Linked DNA regions of Homo sapiens: all the other regions are linked to region 2. The links are chromatin loops, found by intact Hi-C in ENCODE. Cell type or tissue: heart right ventricle. All regions are shown on one strand. Region 1 overlaps WDR5 (WD repeat domain 5). Region 2 overlaps COL5A1 (collagen type V alpha 1 chain). Region 3 overlaps LOC105376311 (a long non-coding RNA gene). Region 4 overlaps COL5A1 (collagen type V alpha 1 chain). Region 5 holds the start of LOC124902297 (a long non-coding RNA gene).

The links. Hi-C counts contacts between places; a loop is a spot of excess contacts. Peaks named below come from ENCODE experiments on the same cell type or tissue, not always from the same donor. Only the 100,000 strongest peaks of a DNase experiment are listed, where the experiment ranks them.
Region 1: a loop joins it to region 2, with 3 times the contacts of the local background. A loop is called at or near these places in 4 of 110 quality-filtered maps.
Region 3: a loop joins it to region 2, with 16 times the contacts of the local background. A loop is called at or near these places in 80 of 110 quality-filtered maps.
Region 4: it touches region 2 in a loop (3-fold over the local background); 80 of 110 quality-filtered maps call a loop at or near these places.
Region 5: it touches region 2 in a loop (5-fold over the local background); 32 of 110 quality-filtered maps call a loop at or near these places.

The regions. Positions count from the first base shown.
Region 1 is chr9:134,152,511-134,156,510 of GRCh38, reverse strand. WDR5 (WD repeat domain 5) reads right to left here. Exons shown (of 14, transcript NM_017588.3): 10 at 1,970-2,045; 11 at 1,138-1,171; 12 at 744-818; 13 at 1-5. Among named protein-coding and RNA genes, the nearest start is that of RNU6ATAC, 10 kb to the left of the region's middle. RefSeq lists an enhancer at 3,605-4,000. In heart right ventricle, no CTCF peak of the experiment used is centred here; no DNase peak of the experiment used is centred here.
Region 2 is chr9:134,737,114-134,741,113 of GRCh38, reverse strand. It overlaps COL5A1 (collagen type V alpha 1 chain), which reads right to left. Exons shown (of 66, transcript NM_000093.5): 10 at 2,599-2,640; 11 at 2,306-2,368. Among named protein-coding and RNA genes, the nearest start is that of COL5A1-AS1, 86 kb to the right of the region's middle. In heart right ventricle, a CTCF peak has its summit at 1,796 (motif pointing right); a DNase peak (open chromatin) is centred at 1,793; H3K27ac peaks cover 1,567 bases.
Region 3 is chr9:134,447,899-134,451,898 of GRCh38, reverse strand. The region is part of intron 1 of LOC105376311 (a long non-coding RNA gene); the gene reads right to left. Among named protein-coding and RNA genes, the nearest start is that of MIR4669, 70 kb to the right of the region's middle. RefSeq lists a silencer at 1,962-2,256. In heart right ventricle, a CTCF peak has its summit at 2,167 (motif pointing left); a DNase peak (open chromatin) is centred at 2,108.
Region 4 is chr9:134,687,329-134,691,328 of GRCh38, reverse strand. COL5A1 (collagen type V alpha 1 chain) reads right to left here. Exons shown (of 66, transcript NM_000093.5): 2 at 250-417. Among named protein-coding and RNA genes, the nearest start is that of COL5A1-AS1, 36 kb to the right of the region's middle. RefSeq lists an enhancer at 1,749-2,539. In heart right ventricle, a CTCF peak has its summit at 1,586 (motif pointing left); a DNase peak (open chromatin) is centred at 1,588; H3K27ac peaks cover 817 bases.
Region 5 is chr9:134,170,335-134,174,334 of GRCh38, reverse strand. LOC124902297 (a long non-coding RNA gene) reads left to right here and starts at 2,310. Exons shown (of 2, transcript XR_007061834.1): 1 at 2,310-2,574. In heart right ventricle, no CTCF peak of the experiment used is centred here; DNase peaks (open chromatin) are centred at 1,809, 2,291 and 3,170; H3K27ac peaks cover 432 bases.

The sequences.
Region 1 (4,000 bases), 580 kb after region 2:
ATCCACTACGTAACAACAAGCAGGGAAAACAGGGCAAGGAAAAGCAGGTCAGAGCTCATGCATGTGAAAGGGAGAGAATCTCCAGTTATGCCCTGCCCCACGCCCACCCTGCTGGTGGCTGCCTCGCTGAACTCAACCAAAAAGCCCTGCCTGCCCTCCAGCCAGGCCTGAGGCTTCCTCTCCCAATGGGGACAGCCCCGCCTGCTCTATCCCAGCACCGGCCTCGCTCACAGAAGCCAGGCACCTGCCTGCCCCAGGAGAGGCTTCCAGGATGGAAGATGCTTCTCAGGTCACCCTTTTCTGAGTCTGTGTGTCACACACATGTTGCCCGAGTCACCCCGGTCTAAGACAGGAGCATCGAGACCAGTGTGGGTGGGCGGGAAAACACACTCCCCTCCCTGCTGGGGCCGGTGGACGACAGCCCCGGAGCCAGCGCACCCACCCAGGGACACCCTGAGCACACAGAGCTCCACCTGTTGGGTCCCAGCGCCCTCGGAAGGTGTCAACCAAGCACTGCCAGCAAAGCCCGACAACAGGCTGCCTGCCTCCGTTAAGGAGATGGACCTAGAAACAAACGGGACAAGGTGTCCCCGGTACTTGGCGCAGTGCGCTTTGGTTGAAATGGAAATTCATTTTGTGGGCACAGAAAAGTGTCTCTGAGTATAAAGCAACCTGTAACAGGTGTGACCTCTCGGGAGAGTAAGCTGGGAACAGGTGAGACGCTTCAAGGTTATGAGACTCACCTTCCCACCAGTAACAGAGAAATTGGCAAATATGCAGTATTTCTCATTCTTGTGGCCAGTGTACGTCTTCAGGCACTGAAACAGGAGGGGACAGGCTGGTCACAGAGTCATGGTTCCCCTTGATTTTGTGTAATTCTACGTTCTAAGCAAGGCGTTTCACTACTCACTTCACTTATTTCTGAAAAGTACAAGTACCAAACCCACACAATCGAAGATTTAACTTGCAGACTGCCACCCTACAAATACCCAGGTCTTTCAGGAATTCGCACCAAACCCAGCGGAGATGGCTCTCTGAGCTCCTCTCCTTTGTCATCACCGGGGCCAGCTCTGTCCCCACCAGAGGCCATGACCCAGGGATGGTGCACCATGGGGGCCCAAGCCTGCGGGGGCTCACCTTCCCCTTGCTGTAGTCCCAGAGCTTCAGAGTGCTGCAAGACAGAGAGAGGGGTGAGGCGGCATGTCTGGAGGCATCCTTCTGTCCCCACACCCAACTCTGCAGCCACTACGTCACAGCCACCATCAGCGCCAGGTGCAAAAGCCAGCGGGGCTGGAACCCCCTTCCCCATCAGGGTAAGGAGCCCCTCAGGCTCAAAGTCCAGTGACTTGGCGTCTGAGAGCACAGTGTGACAGCCGCAAGTATTTGTAGTTCCAAGAGAGACTTTAACAGGAAGCTGATGGGTGTTATCGTCCCTGACTCGGGTCATCCTCAAAAGGGTGAGGAAGTCCTCTTGGTTCTGGAAACATCCAGAACAGGTTTTACCACCCAACCACACAGCCCTCAGAGGATCAGGGCCCAGGCTCGGACCCACAGGGCTGAGGGTGCACGCATGGGAAAGCTGGAGCTTAGAGAACAGCCCAGGAGGGCAGTGGCTTTGTGAGAGGTAAAATCAAGATGCTCAGAGGTCAGAACCAGAAAGGGCCTTGGAGGCCCCCGGACCGCCGACTCCTTCATGCGGGATGGCTAGGCCTGCCCTGGCCACAGTTGCTCAACCAGAAAACGGACCCTAAATCCTCCTATAGTCGGACCTGAGGTTCAGCCTCGGGAAGGGATGGACGGGGGCCTGCCCTCCGACCTAACAGGCCACTGCCCAGAAGCCGAAGCTCCACCAGGAGCCTGGATCCCGTGCCAAGCCCACAACACGCTCTCCAAAGGCTCACGCTGGCACGCAGGTGTCTCTGGCTGGGGAGGCCACATGCCCGCCCCCACAGTCCCACGCAGTACTCACTTGTCCAGCGTGGCGGCCAGGATGTATTTGCCGTTCGGGGAGAACTTCACAAAAGACACGGGGGGGTTGTCGTCATCTGCAATAAAAACGGACAGGTGACACACGGCGGGCGCTGACAGCCAGGCAGGGACAGGAGGTGGGACCCGCTCCCCATCCCCCACGTGCGACATCTGAGTGAGGTCGGCCACCACCATCAGTGCCAGCACCACCACCCCTCGCCGCCCCGAAGGGTGGCCTAGCCACGCACACCAGCCGTGAGCAGGTTCTTGACACCTCAAGCCCATAGGCCCGGGGGCCCCTTGACACCAGGACTTTACGAATACAGGCCTCCTGGGGCACCAGGCCATGGGCACTCTCAGGAATCACCTGCCTCACAGGGGATGGATAAGGCTGGCGAATGCCCAACTCAACAGAGGGACAACTCCACCAGCAGCAAAGAGGGCTGGGGAATCACCTCGGAAATTCTCCTTTAAGAATTTATCGACGCAAGGGGCATCTGCACCCACAGAACCCATCTGTTTGTTGTCACATCCACAGCTAATGCCCCAGGCCTATCAGCTGGACTCTGCAGCCCTGAGGGCAGAGCAGAGCCGCTGCTTCTCACACAGCTGAAAAAGAGTCAAGGTTCCCAGAAGCTGTCGATGTACAGGTCAGAGTTTTCAGGACATGGCAACCCCACGACCCTCAGAAGTGGAGGAAGGCATCTCCTCTCACCTGAGTGAGGAGGAGGGAATCTCAAGGAAGGTGTGTCCTGGTGCAGGCCCCACCCCTGGGCCCCACCAGAGACCCCCACCGACCCCCAAGCACGTGCACGCGCTGGTGTGTCCCGAGCACCGGGAAGGACACGGCCCTCAGCATTACCACCACGGGGACGCCTGGCCTCGCCAGGCACCTGGCGTCTCCGCTCCCTCAGCCCGGTCACATACACTGAAAAGGCACGGGAGACGCTGTGAGGCCATGCGGTCCCTCCCTCAGGGGCACACCACGTCACACCGCCAGGCAGGCCGAGGTCACAGTGAGGGCCGGGGGGCCGGGCTCCCTTAACACAGCTGATGGCAAGCGTGTCCGCATGCCTAACCCAGGCTGCCTGGGCAGAGCCTCACAGAGATGAACGCATCAGCCAACCTGTCTCAGTGAAGTCCAGAAGGGTCTAACTCGCTAGACCTGAGGAGACGCCGATGGGAAAACTGCTATGCAGCGACCCCTCCGTCCCCACCCTGGGCTCAGGGGCGCCCAGGCTGGAATCCCAGTCCCTGCACCTGCTTGCTGTGGAGCTTTGGGCTAGTGAATGAGCCTCTATGCAGGATGAGGACAACCCCCCTCCTCAGAGGTGGCCGTGAGGGTTACGTGTGCTCACACAACAGCGGCGCACACAACTGAGCACAGGTGGCCCGTCCAGGGGACACCAAGTGCGGTGTGATCTCAATCAGGAGAGATGCATGGCAAAAGGCTGGCCCCACAAGGCAGGAAGCTATAAAGACCGCTGTGGCAAGGGGACTCATGCTGAAGCCCAAGCCTCCAGAGCCTCAGAGGCGAGTGTACTGGAGACAGGGCCTTCAAAGAGGGCGACAGAGTGAAAATGAGGCCCAAGGGTGGTGTCCTTACAAGAGGACATTTGGACACACGGAGGCACCAGGGACACTGGTGTGAAGCCAGGGTAAGGCAGCGTCTATAAGCCAAGAAGAGGCCTCCTCAATCCTGACCACAGCCTCCTGGACTGCGGGGAGACACATTCCTGCCACAGATAGCCTCCCAGCCTGTGGGGCTTGGTCTCAGCTAGGCCAGCAGGCTATGACAGACTAGAGGGAAGAAGGGCGCAAACGGGGTGCCTCCCCACACGGGGGTCCATCCCCCCATCCTCACCACCCAGCTCCCTCCTCAAGGTGCGCCCCATCCCACACATCTAGCCTAGGCTTCTTAAACACGAACACTCCCCGGATGAAAACCCTTCCGCTCCTTTCTGCAGGCTCTGCAAGGGGCAGCTGGGAACCCCGGGCCGTCACAGACCCTCAGGCCACACCCTGCCCAGCA
Region 2 (4,000 bases):
GAGCAAGATCTGGACATCAAGAGGGCGCTGAGCGGTGAGCAGGGATGGCTTCCTGAACAAGGCTGGCCGGAGCTGGACCCAGAGGGGTGGTCAGCTCTCAGCTCCTGGAACCAGCACCCCTCTCACTGGAAGGGCCCTGGGGAGGCCGGTGGGCTCCAGGTCTCTCCTCTGACTCCACGGATGGCAGACCCTGGAGGAGTTGGCTCCTCTGCCAACCCCAACCTCAGTCCTCATGCTCCTGGACCCTGATGTGAGTTTGAGGAGGACCAGCTCCTAAACCAACGATATTCTCCAGTCAGGGCCCTTGGCTCCTCCACGGCAGCTGGGTAGGTCACGGTGTCACAAGGCACTGGCAGGGCCACCCACCAGTGACTCCCAAGCCAGGATCAGCCCAAAGGCAGGGACCGCATGGTGAGGTGTGAACCAGCACCCCTCTGGTTCACACCATTGAGATCCCCAGGCTAGAGCAGTGCCCAGCCCTGCAGGCACTCAGTACAAATCTGTACGCTGGATGGATAGAAGGAGGACGGAGCCGTGGAACACCACTGAGGCAGTGTCAGTCAGCATCTGGGTGCCCTGTGTGTCAACCGGCATTTGTGCCCTGTGGGTACCACCCTGTCCTACATCTGGGAGAGAAAACAGCTCCCAGTGCCATGCAATGCACTCTCCTTTGCATACGAACCCAGCCACACCTGTGGACCCATCCGCAGGCAGCTCTGCGGAGGAGGAGCTTGGCCGTTGCCCCATCTCACGCGAATCTGGGGGAAGGGGTCTCCAGAGCGAGCTGGGGTGGCTGCAGCCCCCAGCACAGAGCTCCAGCCATGCCGGTCCTGGCTGGGTAAGAGCAGCGGCCACTCGCTGTTGCCTGTCTGGAGTTTTGGCCGGTGCTGGCTGGGCAAGAGCAGCGGCCACTCGCTGTTGCCTGTCTGGAGTTTTGGAAATGTGGCTGCCAGGCCGGGGATGCTGTGAAAGCTTTGTGCTCCAGAGGCCAGCCAAGCCCCCACCCCACTCTGTTTCCCGCCACGGCCCTTGCCATGGAGCAAGACCCGCCTCTTCTGGACCTCCAAATCCCTGACCGTGAAAAGCAACGTGGCAGAGAATCTTACTGTGTGGCCCAATCTGATGCGTACTGCCCTCAGAGGTCACCCAGCCACACAGAACGATAACAACCTCCTCCCGCATAGCTGACCTGAATCCTTCTCCTCCAAAGGCCGGCCTCAGTGCTCCCATCTCCTCCCCAAGCAAGCATCCCCACTGGCTCGGCTCTTGCTCCCAAGAAGGCTGCCGCCGCCTGCCCCTGCATCCTGCTGCCTGACCTCACCTGTCCTGCCCCTCCCCAGCTTTCCAGGGGTACTGAGCACCTGTAAGAACCTCCAGGTCCAAGGCCAGGACTTACTGTCCTGCGCCCTGGCCCGCCTTTCCTGAGCACTGCTGCAAAGCCACCAGGCACTGCACAAGACACTCCCCAAACGCCTCCCCGTGCAGTAACCTGGGAAGCATCCCTAGCCACTGCGCTCTGACATCACGAACCACCTTCTCACACGACCAGACCCTGCCCTGCATCCACCCACCACAACACCCACAGGGTCCTCACTCTGCCCCGGACAGCAGGCAGGGCCCTGGCGTGAACACCCGCGAACACCCGCACGCAGCCCTTGTTTCTCCCACCCACAAGCCAGCTGTCCAGGAATCAGTTCTTAGTCCTTCTGCACTCAAATCCACATTCATTCCAACAGCAGGAAGAGAAAACTCCCGCCCCGCCGGACACCAGGAGGCCGCAGTACTTGGAGCGCCCACCAGGTGTCAGAAGGAAATCGCGGCAGCCAGGGAGCAGCTCTCCCTCCATCTCCTCCCGCGGCGAGGGACACCCGAGGATGCCTCTGAGCCTGTGAGCCAGGTGCAACCCAGACCAAGGAAGTTCCCAAACCCAGCAAGGGGGGTGGCCAATTCCACGTGGTGTGGCTGCCCAGGGGCGAGGAGTGGGAAAGGCCCCGGAGCCATCTGCTGTGGTTACTGCTGCTGCGGCCGTTTGCTGGGCAACTGCAGGGTCCTGAGGCCACCGTCTGGGCTGAGCACTGGCAGGCTCCCTGGGCCCCGAGGGGCCCCACTCTCCCCATAGCCACAGTTCAGCCCCAGAAACATCTGAACGGGGCTGGTGTGAGGAGTGCCTGGGTGAGGGGGGATTTGAAGACACAAGCCTCTGGGTCACCTCCACAGGCAGGGACAGCTCGGGTCACAGTGTGGAGAGGAGGCGTGGGCAGCCCCACACCTTGTGTGATCTCAGGAAACACAGTCAACCTCTTACCCTTTCTCCAGGGTCCCCGACTTGGCCAGTGGGACCCATGGTTCCTGGAGGTCCGGGAAGACCCTAGAATTAAAAATAAAGTTGGGGCAGTTAGAAGATGGGGCCGCAGGGCAAGGTCCAAGTTCCAACTGGCCAACCAAGGCAGAGGTGGGGGTGGGATAGCGCCGGCTCCCAGGGGATCTGCAAAAGCGGAGAGCCCCCCTCTTTTCCATCCAGGAGACATAAGGGGTGTCACCAACCCCACCCCACCAAGAGCACCTTCTGCAAGTCACAGGATAAAGCCGGATACTCACCGCGGGGCCTTCTGGGCCAGGCGGGCCCTCGATGAGCATGCCCTGGGGAGACAGAGAGAGGGCGTCTGAGACCGCAGCCCATCCCTCCCGACACCCCAGACCCCAGTGGTGTGGACGGCCTTCAGCTGCATGCACAAGAGGCCCTGGCTCAGCTCCTGCTGTCCTGGGGAGTCACGAGCACAGACTGCAAAGGGGGCCTGTGGTGGGGCCTCAGTGGCTGTCCTCCTGGCACTCGCTGGCAGAAGAGCAACCCGGGCCAGCGGCCAGTGACAGACACAGGCTCCCGCAAGACCAGCGCCACGAGAAGCACCTGAAGACGCCGAGATGAGGAAAAGGAGCCGAGACCGCCAGGCTCCCTGCATCACCCCAAAGGGGAGTGCCAGGCAGGTCCGCCAGGCCAAAGCCACTCGAGGGAGGAGGTGGATGCCAGGACAAGGGGACTCGGGTGGATTTGGGAAGGATAAGGGAAAAATAGGTGCCCCAGCTCCAGGCTGAACTTCTGTCCCCAGCCAGGACCACCGTCAGGCCCCAGGGCTGCAACCTCCAGACCCCGCCTCCCTCCAGGTAAGAGGTGCATCCTCCCATGCACGCAGCAGCCCAGAACCCATGGGAAACCCTGCCATGTCCACCTGCCCACTCAGCCCTCCTCCTCTGGCCCTCACCTCACCACAGGGCCCATCTGCCTCAAGCACACCCAGGCCTCACTCTAACCCCAATGGGGACAGGGCCTCCTGGCTCTTGGGTCAGCCTGAGCCCTGGGAAAGGCAATGTGGACAGCTGTGAAGGCAGCAGTGGGAGCGGCTCCCTGCAGGACGGGGCTCCCTGCCCTGAGACCCCCACTTCCGACCCCTTCCCCAGGGCGGGATTCCTCTCTCCACTTCTGACCTGGCAACGCCAGGGTCAGGCACCCCCAATGCCCCAAGAGTCCTCCGTGTTCCATGACGACTTCAGGGCGACTGTTCCTCAAGGGACTTGCTCTGACAGATGGGAACCAGGTGCTACTCAACAAGACAATGGAGAATGACCCCGAGGCAGCCAGAGATCTTTGAGGCAAGCTAGGACCTGGGGGACCACATTTTCAAAGAGGTACCCAGGAACTCAGCATTCCCTGCCCTGCACCCCTCAAGTGTCTGCTCCCCACGTTGCGACACAGCACCCGTCAGCCGCCCAGCCAAGGCTCCAGCAGGCCCAGGGGCAGCTCTGGCTCAGCTCTGGAGGGTGTGGGTGTGGCCTCGGCGACACCCATGGGTACTGATTATCCTGCAGCTGCAGGGAAGGAAGGCAGGAACTGCGGCCATGGCGCCCTCCACGTAGAGGTCAAAGTGTGGCATGGACAGCCTGGGGTCCCGTGCAGAAACCAGCCACAGGGGCAGAGGCTCTGCAGAGAGTTCCCTGGGATGAC
Region 3 (4,000 bases), 290 kb after region 2:
AATGGATGGGTGGATGGGTGAATAGATGGGTAGATGGATGGATGGATGAATAGATGGATGGATGGATAAATTGGTAAGCGGGTAGATGGATGGATGGATGGATGAATGGATTGGTGGGTGGGTAGGTAGATGGGTAGGTGGATGGATGGATGGGTGGGTGGGTGAATAGATGGGTAGGGAGATGAGGTGGTGTATGCACAGGGCTAAACACCATGAGCCTTGCCTTGGAGCCTCTGATTCACCATGGTACACCTGTGCACTTGTGAAATGCAGACAACTTGTGAAATTTACAAAACCACAGTTCCCACCTCTTGGAACTACACCCAATTTATTCATGTGATCAGCCCCAGTGGGTGCCTGCCTTGGAGTCTCAGGGGACCTGGTTAAGAAGATGGGAAGCTCTAGCCAGCAAGGAGTGAAGAGGTTTGCAAACACACTCTTGACCAAGCCTAAAGACTAAATCCAGACCGTGCTCAGGCTGGATTGGGCCTGAGGGAGGGGAAGACTGGGAAGACTGGGAGCTGGCCTTCTTCTCAGGGAGGAGTCTATAAGGCAGAGGAAGGGATGGAGGGAGAGAGGGAAGGGAAGGAGGGAGCAAAGACACAGGCCAGGCAAGCCTCCTGAGCAGGAGGAAACGTTTGTGAAAGGTGAAAGAGGCATTCGAAGGGGGATTGAGAAGAAGCACTGGAATTGCTGGATGTCTGGGCGATACATCCAGCAATTCCAGCACATGTCTGCCTGGGCAACATGGAGAACCCTCAGCCCCAATGGTCCCCGCCTCATCACCAGCCTCTCTCCCCATGTGTCTCTGTGTTACTCTTTGCACACCTCAGTTCTCTCCTGCCTCTGAGCCTTCGTATATGCTGTTCCCCCAGCCTGGGATGCCTTTCCCTGTATTGCTGTGTAGTTGTGCTATAGACAGAATATCTGTGTCTCAACAAAAGTCATGCATTGAAATCCTAACCTCCAAGATGATGATGTTGGGAGATGGGACCTCTGGGAGGCTCTGCCCTCATGAGTGGGATGAGCACCCTTATAAAAGAAGTCTCTGAGAACTGCCTTGCTCACTTCTGCCATGTGAGGATGCAGACAGAAGCAGCCAGCTCTGAACCAGCAATGGGCCCTTGCCAGATACCAAATCCGCAGGTGCCTTGATCTTGGACTTCCAGCCTCCAGGACCATGAGCAATAAGCTGCTGTCTGTGAGCCACCCAGCCCAAGTGGACTAGGACAGGTCGGCTTCCCGTGGAGGCCCCACCTGCCATGCTGTCCAAATCAGCAACCCCACCACCACCTCCCACACTCACTGCCTTCCCCATGACTTGATTCCTCACATGCTTATCTGGGACCAAGGGCTCCAGCTCCAGATGCAGGCATCCACCAGCCTCAAGGCCAGGCACCACAAGCAGGCCCCAGGCATGCCACTTTCTCCCCTCTGTCTTCCTTTGACCTCAGAAGGCACCCTCCTGAGGCTTCCTGCAGTCTCTGGGGACAACTTAGTTGTGTCCCAGTGGGGTTCAACTCATTAGAATTCATAGTCGCTTTGTAGTTGACAAGGTCTGCTCCAGAAGGACCACCACAAATCTCCCCTGGGACTAATCAGGGCAGATGTCCCAGGCACCACACTTCCATGCTTCTGAACCACAGTGTTCTGCATCCCCTCCCTCCCCTCAGCAGCAAGCAGGGGAAGGGCACTCTCCCCAGCCCATGAGATGGGCAGCAGGCAAGGAGGGGTGCAGGGGCTCTGCCTGGGGAATCGCAGAAGCATCACACAGTTCTCTGCCTTCACTCCTGGCCCTGAAAGCCCCTTCTCTGTATTTTGCTCTTCATTTCCAGAGCAGGATGTGGGAAACACAAGCACTGGAGGAAAAGGAGGACCCTTCAGCTAAGACGGAATCAGGGATGTTCATATGCGGGTCCGTCCCTGCTTCTACAGCCCGCCACGGTCCATTCTGGGGCAGCATCTTGGCCCCTAAGCATGGGGACAGAGAGCAAAAAGGCAGCATCTGCAAATCAAACTAAGCAGCATGTTCCAGGGCTGGGCAAATGGGAGAGGGAGGAGCCGGGAGGTGGTTGCCAGGGAAACATCAGAGCTTAGCCAGTCAGCAGGGGCCACCAGTTTGGTTGCCGGGTGCACTCTGCAGGATGACACTGCCCTCAGGTGGTGGATAGGGATGCTGACAGCCACGGCACCAGGGACCGCTATGTCCTGAGCCGATGGAGGCACCTTAGGATGTTTTCCCCTCGCTCTGTGTATACTAAAGATACCCAAGTAGGGCTGACCCTGCATACAGCTCCCATGGCCTCTCTGGGGGAGCAAGCTGAGGATATTCCGTTGTGATGAGGTTTCACAAGCATCCTGACCTCTGGGGAAGTTGCTTTTGCCACAGTTCCCATCAAGTGTTGCCCTGCATGCCAAGGAAACAGAGCCCCTTGCAGGGAAGACAAAGGGTCCATGAGATGCCTCCTTCCTTGAACATGACAAAATTCAGTGCTGTCATCCACATAATTCAGCGGCAAAGATAGGTTTTACTGAATTTCTTCAGTAAGGTATTTTCGTTTTCTAAACCCTAAAACTTGGAATAATTAGAGGTTGCCACCCAGTGGGGACTCAGAAAATTGCAACCCAGCTTTATCAGCTGTTGTAACTCTCCAAACAAAACCAAGGTCTCTGCCTATGTGTCGGGGGTGGGGTGGGGCAGGGTGGGTGTTCAGGGACTGGTGGAGTTTCTAGAGCCCCAAGAGGGGTGACATGTCCAACAGAAAGAAACCACCAAATTCCAAATTCAGGAGGACAGTGGAACAAAGTCTGCTGGCCTTGGACCTTTAAGCTGTCTGCCTTCCCACACCCTCGCTTTCCAACTCACCCAATGAAGAACACAGCTGCACAGTGACAGTCCCATCAAGCCTGTGTCTGCTGCACCCAGACAAAGCCTCAGAGTCCTTCTCATCACAGTGCTGTCAGCAGCCCCTGCTACCAACTAGAATGGTCAAATGGCTGTATGGCCCCCTCAATCCATGTTCCATTTGCTCCTAGTTCACTTGGGGTTTTTTGGCAAATTGTTTGCTTTTCTCTAAAGTATATTGTTTGTAACTCAAGTAGCTTGTTTGTTGCACCCAAAGTTCACTAGGTTTGTACTTACTGGAAAATTCCTGGGTCCTGCCCTTTTGACGTGTCCCCACCCAGGGCCCCCTGCCACCACATGCCCTCCAGTGACACTGACACCTTGGCCCTCTATTCCCTGGACAGTCTGCAGTTGGCTGGCCCCAGGCACCTGCAGTCCAGGTGACCCCACCTTCCACTCTCACTACCAGCCCTGTGACATTCTGCCCCACAGCTGGGTTAGACTCCCTGAGCACATGCACCTCCGGTTCTCCCAGGCCCTTCACTGCAGCTGGGTCCTCAGTAGACCCACACACTTGTCATGGCTTCTGTGCAAGCCACCCACGTCCCTGGGCACCCAGAGAAAGGACCTTAGTAGAAAAGGCCAATGAGGCTGCAAAGCCCGGCACCTGGAAGGTCTCTCGCTCTCAGTCTCGCCCAGCTGCCCCTCACTGAGTGTTGGAGTGATGCCAGAGGGGAGCCACTGCAGGTCTTGGCTCAGGCAGCACCACAAGCAAGGTGCTAGGATTAGCCCCATTCCACAGGGGCAGAAACTGAGGCTCTGGGTGAGCGAGCAGGGAGCTGACGTGAGTGACTCCAGAGCCCACACTTATATCTCGCAGGGGCAGAGCAGAAGAGACCGAGGACTGGATTCCAGGCCAGCACCACCAGCAGGGCCCTTGGCTCCTGGCCACTACCTGAGATACAGAGGGTCTGCAGAGCCCATGTCCTCCTGCTCCCCTCCCCCACCCCATCCAACCTCCAACAAAGGAAAAATCTTCCCCAAACCCTGCCTGTCTGTTAGGAAAGCTCCCCTACTTCAGTCCCCTGGCCCTGGGGCCACTAACCCAGGTCTTACTGACCAAGAACTTGGGGGATTTTTATGCAACAGCAAGAG
Region 4 (4,000 bases), 50 kb after region 2:
CTGGGCCACACCCACCCACCCACATCCAGCAGAGAAGGACAGTGACAAAGCCCAGTCCCGTCCAGAAGGACAAAATCCCACTGTTGCAACTGCCTTTTCACTACAGTGAAACGAAGCCGGGCTCGTGAGAGGGGCTTCCTGGAAAGCTGAGCCCGCTTCTGCCACCACGCAGGCTTGAGCGCTGCTCCTGGCTGGAGGCCAGAGGGCCAACGGGACCCACCGCCCCAAACAGAAGGGTGCGGCACTTACCAGGGTACAGCTGCTTGGTGGGTGCGCTGAGCTGCGCGTCTTTGGTGACTCTGTAAGCGACATCCGGGCCTTTGGAAGATCGCCGCGTGGCGCAAAAGCCTGTTGTCTTTGTTATTCCATCAGGCAAGTTGTGAAAATCTAGAACCTTCAGGAGATCTGCTGGCTGAGCTGAAATGACAGAGGAGGAGCAGAGTTAGCCACGGAGAGGAAAGGAGCACCTGGGAACACCCGGAAGCTGGGATGACAGGAAGCACCCCCACCCCCACCACTGTGAATCCTGGGCACTCAGAAGAGCCCCAGGACCAGCTTAGAGCCGCGTGCTGGGCGAGGCAGGGCACCACGCTGCGGAGGAGGGTCCCATCCTTGTCCCCACCAGCAGCCACATACCGGGGGCAGACCCAGGCTAGCCCAGAGGGTCCCATCCCTGTCCCCACCAGCGGCCACACACCAGGGGCAGACCCGGGCTAGCCCAGCTCTGACGACGCCCTCCTTCCTCACTGCGCTCTCGTGGCTCCTGAGGCTGGCAGGGGCCACACACCCAGCCTCCCAGACACCTCTTCTCATTGGCCACGTAAGGAGAGCAGCCCAGGCAGATGCTGGAAGGCCACAGAAGGCCCACTGCGGAGCTGACCGCCTTATGGTGTGCTGTGCAATGACACAGGAGAACCGGTGGGTCACAACATCTGCCCTGCAGCCCTGAGAACCTTCACCCCACCTGAGGCCCCTCCAGAGGTCACGGGGATGTCACTGGCCTAGTTTATCCCCCCGTCATTATCCACCTGGACTGTCTGTCGCCTTCCCATGACCGTTTACAGCGGGTGTGCAGTTTCCATTGCCCTGGAAGACCCCTGCCCACATCGCCAGACCATGCAGAGCCAAGAACAAGGGAGGGGCAGCCCCCGCATCCCTTCCAGAAGGTTCCTGACCCTCTATCCAGGGGCTCTCAGGGAAGGGCAAGGGGATAAGCTGACCTCTGGCCACTGAAGCCGTGATCATTACCAGGGAGCTCAATGGTCACCCTCCAACACAAAAGACGGCCCCATCTGCCAGAGCCTCCTTCCCCCACACCACGAGGACCCCAGACCTGCATCCACCACAAGGCGCGAATCCAGGAACCTGCCCTGAACAAGGTCAGTTTTATGGGAAAAGCACTGCTCCTGTGCCCACGAGCAAGAGGCTCCCTGGGAGTCCCGGCAGAGAAAATAAACTCGAAGTTGGCATCACAGCGACAGAATGGTGTGTGTTGGGGCGGCCTGGGAGTTGGAGGAACCCAGCAGCCGGCAACTGCCCTGCCCAGTAGATGTGGACGGGGTTGGCCGTGCCCCCTCTGCTGGCCAATCAGAGCATGACACCGCCCTGTCCCAGACGGTCAGCTCAGGGATGGACGTGAGACCAGCCAGGATAAGGAAGCTCCGTCCTGGGGCTTTTTTCCTTTGAGAAAGAGGAATCCTCCCTGCTCTGCTGGCTCCAAACACAGAACAGGAACCTGGAGCTGCTGGCAACTGTCTCCTGAGCAGGTGGAGAGTGCTTGCCTGAGGATGCAGAGAGACAGACTGGCCACACTGTTTGAGTAGCTGGATCAAGCTGTGCCTGACAGAAACCGGTGTATCCCTCTTTATGCTAATGCCAATTGGAGTTAGATCCCAACATCTGCTACTAAACAGTGCCCATCTCTGGGTGCAGTGGTGTGGGCCTCCTCAGCTATCAGTTCCCCGCTCTCTGGCCTGGCCCTCCTCCCCAGGGAGGAATGGTGATCAGCCTGCGACGGGCTCAAGAGGAAAGTCCCACCTTTTTCCCAAGGGCAGAAGGTTTGGAGGTGAGATGGGATGGCCACGCAGGTTTCCTCTCTGCTGGTTTTCAAGGACTCCTGCAGCCAGGGGCACCTGCAGCCTCGGCACTGCCACGGGAGGAGGTGGCTGCCAGAGACAATGGCGCAGTGTCACTGCTTGTCCCAGCAGGCCCTCAGCAAGAGGAGCACCCAGACGGAGGACTCTGTCTCCCCAGCACTCCCTGTCCCTCCAGGGGACTCAGCGCGGGCACTGTGCTTGGTGCGCAGGCCACAAGGAGGTACAGACAGGAACCTGTGCCACCCCCACCCCCGCCATGACCAGCTGACAGTGCAGGGAAGACAGCAGCCTGGGCAGGGCTCTGAAGGAGACCAGGGTGGAGGGAAATCGAAGCCGCATTTCTCATTCATGAAGCCCCTCCCCATCCACAGTTCTCTGGAAGGCTCCACAGTACCCAGGTCCCAGGGTTCTGAAGTCCCTGCCTCTGACGGTGTCATTTCTACAGCTTGGCTTTGCTGCAGTCCTCTGCCAATTAAATCAAGAAGCCAGAAACATGGAGAAGCTGAGGATTTCCCACTGCGGCGTGGGAACAGTGACAAAGGGGAGGGGCGGCACAGGGACCCAGAACACCCCACGTCCAGGCCTCTCATGGCCTCTCTGTTTTCCTGGGTGGCTTTCGGCTGCCAAGCAGGGCACAGCCCACCCAGCTCTGTCACCCCCTCGGGCATGTATGGCACCTCCCACCTGGCCCCAGCAAAGAAGGCTTTGGTGGGCTTTTGCCTTTGACTTGAGAAGAAACGCTGAGTGCCAGTGCCTGGTGAGGCTGCACCGCGCAGCCCTGGGCCTGGATGCAGCCCGTGGAAAGAGAGGATGCGCCAGCTGCCGGTCCACCTGCTGAAGATGACACAGTGCCGAGCCCTGGGTCATCCCTAAGACTCAATTCCAGCACTGGCAGCGGCCGGGGCAGGGGAGCAAGGATCCCGGCCGGGGCTTCCTGGACTCACACCATAACAAGCCCGTGATGCTCTTCCCAGACTCAGGCTCGCAAGCCTGTTTTCTCCATTGCTGAAGGCAAGAGCTGTTTTCCAGCAGGCTTGGTGGACATGTTCGCAGATCTCTGTTGCAACAAGTTTAAGAGGCCACCAGACCTTTCCCAGGCCTAGTGCCACCCCTCCTGCTGGCCAGGGGCTTCCTGTGCCAGAGCAGAGGAAAACATTAAGTACTTTTTGAAAAAGAAAAGGTTGGGGAGAGCCCAGGAGGAGCCTGGCGCACAGCCTTTCAGGAGCTTTTCTTCCAGCCTCCATCAGGATGAAAACTCCACTTGGACACAGCACAAGCTTTGGGGACAGGTGGACATGGGTTTGAAGCCAGTGGCACCCCCCACCAGAGGGTGGATCCCAGTGGGTCAAGGCCAGTGAGAGAAGCTGCAGAATCAACAGTGGCCACCGCACACTGGCCCGTGCACTTCCCGGCTCAACAAACAAGAGCCCCTCTCTTTTGCCCTTTTCTCCTAGACAGCCAGGCAGGGGCCCATCACCAGCAGTTCCCAGAGGACCCACCGAGCAGCCCAGGTGCTCAGTGAAGACGAGATGGCATCACGCGTGTGGTCTCCACACCCAGCCCGGTGCCTACTCTTTAGTGAAGGACCATGCAGCTGTGCCCAGAGGTTCCTGAGACCGACCATCTGATGCACAGAAGGCCAGCTCCGAAAGCTTCATGAAACAAAAACTTTGTTGATTCCATGGAACCCTCGCCATGACCGGATCACCTATGGGGTCAGTCCATCACATGGTGGATGGATGGATGGATGGATGGATGAATGGATGGATGGATGATGGATGGATGGATGGATGGATGGATGGATGGATGGATGGATGAAGTCCCAGAGAATAGCAGGTGTCCTGCTGTGCCTTGGCCACCCAAGCTCCAGCCCTGTCTCCTCTAGGCACCATCCTGCTCTGCAG
Region 5 (4,000 bases), 570 kb after region 2:
GCTGCCTGCAAATTCCTTCTCTCTTCCCTACTAGCTGGAGGTCCTCTCTGAACTTCTGCTTTCTCCGCAGTCCCAAAGAGGAAGCAATGCGCAGCCCCCAGGGGCCAGACATCATGCACGTGGGCACCTGGTTCCAGCCCATGCGCAGCAAGCACTCAGAGGGCAGGGGTCTTGACTGGCAGGCCCGAGAGAGGGCAAAGCTGGCACCACTCGTGCCTCCACGTGCTCTGTCTGGCTGCATTTTTTAAACTAACTTATCTCCACCCTCACCGAGCTCTGGTGCCCCAGGGAAGCTTCTGTAAGTGCTTCAGCCTCCCCAGGGCTCCCCAGCCCCAGAGTACACGGCGTGGTACATGGGGGTGCAGGGCGTGGGAGGCAGGCAAGGGGCGCAGGAGGCAGGCGAGGGGCGCAGGAGGCAGGCGAGGGGCGTGGAGGCAGCGGGTATGATTCAAAACGGGCTATTCGGGTCCTCTCATGGGTGCCGGGAATGCTGGGCTCTTCCTCTGGCCGGAGGGTCTCGGGGCTCCAACTACAGGGACCAGCACCCACCCCTGAGTTAAATCCCTGCAGCCTCTGGGATGGTCCAAATGCCGAGGCAGGGGAGGGCACCCACCAAAGCGACCCCAGGCCCACGGGACTCGGCCCAGTCTGTCGGCCCGGGGCGTTTACCGCAGGGAGAACAGGCAGCCTCTCCCCGCCAGTGTGCGCTAGGGCCTTGCGGGGCCAAGTCTCCGAGGTGGTCTCTCCTGGGGCACTGAAATGTCACCTGGAGGGACCCCCGAGGCTGGCCCACACTTTGGTGCTGTGACATCTTTTGGGCCAGTCCCAAGAAGATTCTACCTCCTACTCCAGCCCCAACCCCGCAGCCTCACCAGCAGCCCTCCCGGGGCCTCTGCCTGGGCCAGATCCCTGCCTGGAGTGCCTTCTTCCTTGGCACAGCGGTGACCGCGCAGGCCCCGGCCTCCCTCCCGAAGGCCCCGGCCCCACTCGGCCTGTCAGACCAGAAAAGCCCCTCCTGGTGGCACCACCCGTCCCTGAAGCCTGGCCTCTCTTTCTGCTTAGAACCCACACTCAAGGTTGCCGCAAAGTTCTCGTAAGTAGGGGCTGCCGCGGTGTGTGTGGAGTTATCCCAAAGTCATTCCGCACTCCCTGTGTGGCGTAGGGCCGGCAAGTGGCCTCTCTGTGCCCTGGGTTTCTCACCTGTCCGTCCGGGCAACAGCAGTGGCCACCTCTTGCCAGCCGTGCTGTCCTTAGAATGACTTGTTAAAATCGCCTGCCTCCCCTCCTGGGGTACCGAGGACCTCAGCCCCAGAGAACTGCACGGGGGTCTGTGAGTGGCTAAACTAAGACACACGAGCTGGGCTCACTGGCCTGTACCACATCCTCCTGTCTCTGCAGCACAGGCCGGGCTTCTGATGGTGGAGAGGACTTGTCCTCTTGCCTGTCCCCAGCCCACACCCACTAACACCCATGGAAACAACCGAACGCGAGCGAACTACAGCAAGAGCCCTCTTGCGGGCTGCCTCTGGGGTCTAGAGGCAGAGCCGGATCATGTGCAGCCTGAGAAGTTTCCAGAACAGCTGTGAGCCAGCTCCTGGAGGGTCGATGGCCTATGTCTGAGTCCCTCCTGGTCCCATAGGCCTGAGGCTCCGTCCCTCCTTCTTTCAGGCCCTCAGGACGCTCGCAGGGAGCCAGTCCAGGGAGATTTATGTCCCTGAGGAAGGGGAGCCCCAGCACTTGGTCCATGCAGGGCTTCCGGCCCATCGGAGCCTCGGGGTCCAGGGCAGAACCGGAATGCTCAGGAGGCCAGCACTGGGTCAGGCAAGAAGCGTCTCCGGCCAAACGCCAACCCTGGGAACGTTCCATCCCCTCCTCCCTCCCGTACGTCCGGGGTCAGCAGTCACTTTATTAATAGAGGCCCCTGAGCCCTGAGAAGAGGTCTTCTCCCCCTAGACAGTCATCACCCTCTCTGCAGAAGCAGGGAACGGCAGCCCCTTGAGCAGGCTTGACTGGGAGGCCATGGGGGCATCCCTGCAGAGTCGGAGAAATCCAGGGAGTCCTGGGCCTGCCAGGCAGGGCGGTTACCACTCTGCCCAGAGGTCACCACAGGCACTGTGAAGGGAAATGTTTTTTCTCCTTCCTAAGACACCATCTACTTCAAGGCCAATATCCATTTCATAATAGTGCTGGGGGCGGGGGGGTGGGGCGGCAAAAAGAAACCACAGTAACTGTGTACTTCGGGCAAAGTGCCTGGTCCTCAGGAACCCAGGACGTGACGGGGAAGGCATCTGCATGCAGGGAAACATCCCATTGTAAACCCTCGGGGCCTTCGATACACAGCACTGAAAGGGCCTTATCTGGACCCTCCTGCTCCCCCTGCACATCACTGACAGAGTCTTCCAGTCCCAGGAAACCTTGGAACACACAAAAAGGCACGCTGCGTCCTTCCCTCACCCTTGCAGGGCCTCCCTGAGCTGCTCCACACTCTGGACCCAATGGGAAACAGAAAACCCACAGGAATGCCAACGACTCTCCTCCGTAGAAACGCCAGTGGTGCCCGTCACGTGCTGATTGGTAAGATTAGAGCTCTTTTTAGTTTTTATTGTACTCTTTCTCCCTGTCGTTTAGTTTGTTGTTTGTTTTTAGAAATGGGGTCTCACTCTGTCGCCCAGGCTGGAGTGCAGTGGCATAACCACAGCTCACTGCAGCCTCGACCTCCCAAGTTCAAGCAATCCTCCCACCTCAGCCTCCTGAGTAGCTGGGGCCACAGGTGCGTGCCACCACGCCTGGGTAAATTTTAAAAATTTTTTACAGATGGGGTCTTGCTATGTTGCCCTGGCTGGTCTTGAACTCCTGGGCTCAAGTGATCCTCTAGTCTCAGCCTCCGGAGTAGCTGAAACTACAGGCATGAGCCACCGCGCCCGGCTCAGTGTTGCTTTAAATGTCTCTATAGTGAGCAGGTATTCTATGTATCACACAGAAAACATGACCTTCTGAAAAAAACAATGCCAGAGAGAGTCCAGACTGCAACTGGAACTGTTGCGTGCTGGGCACATACCAAGAACCCCACAAATCTAGGCATCTCCCAGCATCTCCTGGGGCCCCGCTGCCAGCTGCACCTGAGGGTGTCACCTCGGATGTCCAGCGGACACTCCAGCCTCAGTTTCTCCATGGGGTAAACAGGACAGTCAGGGCTGGCTGCCACCGAGCCCTCACCATAAGCTCAACCCCAGGGCGGGCACTCTGCAGATCAGTCCCTTCAAGGGGAAAGACACTGAGGCACAGAACAGTTAGGGGCCTTGCCCAAGCCCAGAGAAGCCAGGCGGAGAGGGCTGTGGTGAGAGCCGGGAGCCCCAGCCAGGATGCGGGTTGGTGGCTCCAGCTCCACCCTGAGCGGTGCGGCCCCGCCCCCTGGTGGACACTGCTGGAACTGCCCAGCCCTGCACCCTAAAAGACACAGGTACCCTGTGTTCCATGCCTGTTGGGTGTCCCACCCCAAGAGGGGCGACTGACTGGGGCAGACACCCAAGCTCCCGAGCCCAGCAGCCTGACACTGGAATACTGTTCCCAAAGTGACCAAAGCAGCCAGGCTGTGTGGCTCAAGCCTGTAATCCCAGCACTTTGGGAGGCTGAGGCAGATGGATTGCCTGAGGTCTGGAGTTCTAGACCACCCTGGGTAACATGGTGAAACCCTATCTCTACTAACATACAAAAAGTAGCCAGGAGCGGTGGTGGGCGCCTGTAATCCCAGCTACTCGGGAGACTGAGGCAGGAGAATTGTTTGAACTCAGGAGGCAGAGGTCGCAATCAGTCGAGATGGCGCCACTGCACTCCAGCCTGAGCAACAGAGACGCTGTCTCAAAAAAAAAAAAAAAGTGATGGAAGCGGAGGCAGGGGTAGGAGGAACACCCCACCCTGGGGCCAGCCCACCACCCAGGCCAAGGCCAGCAGGACGGGGGCTGGCAGGCAGGGACACCCACCAGCCAGGGGCAGTTCCAAA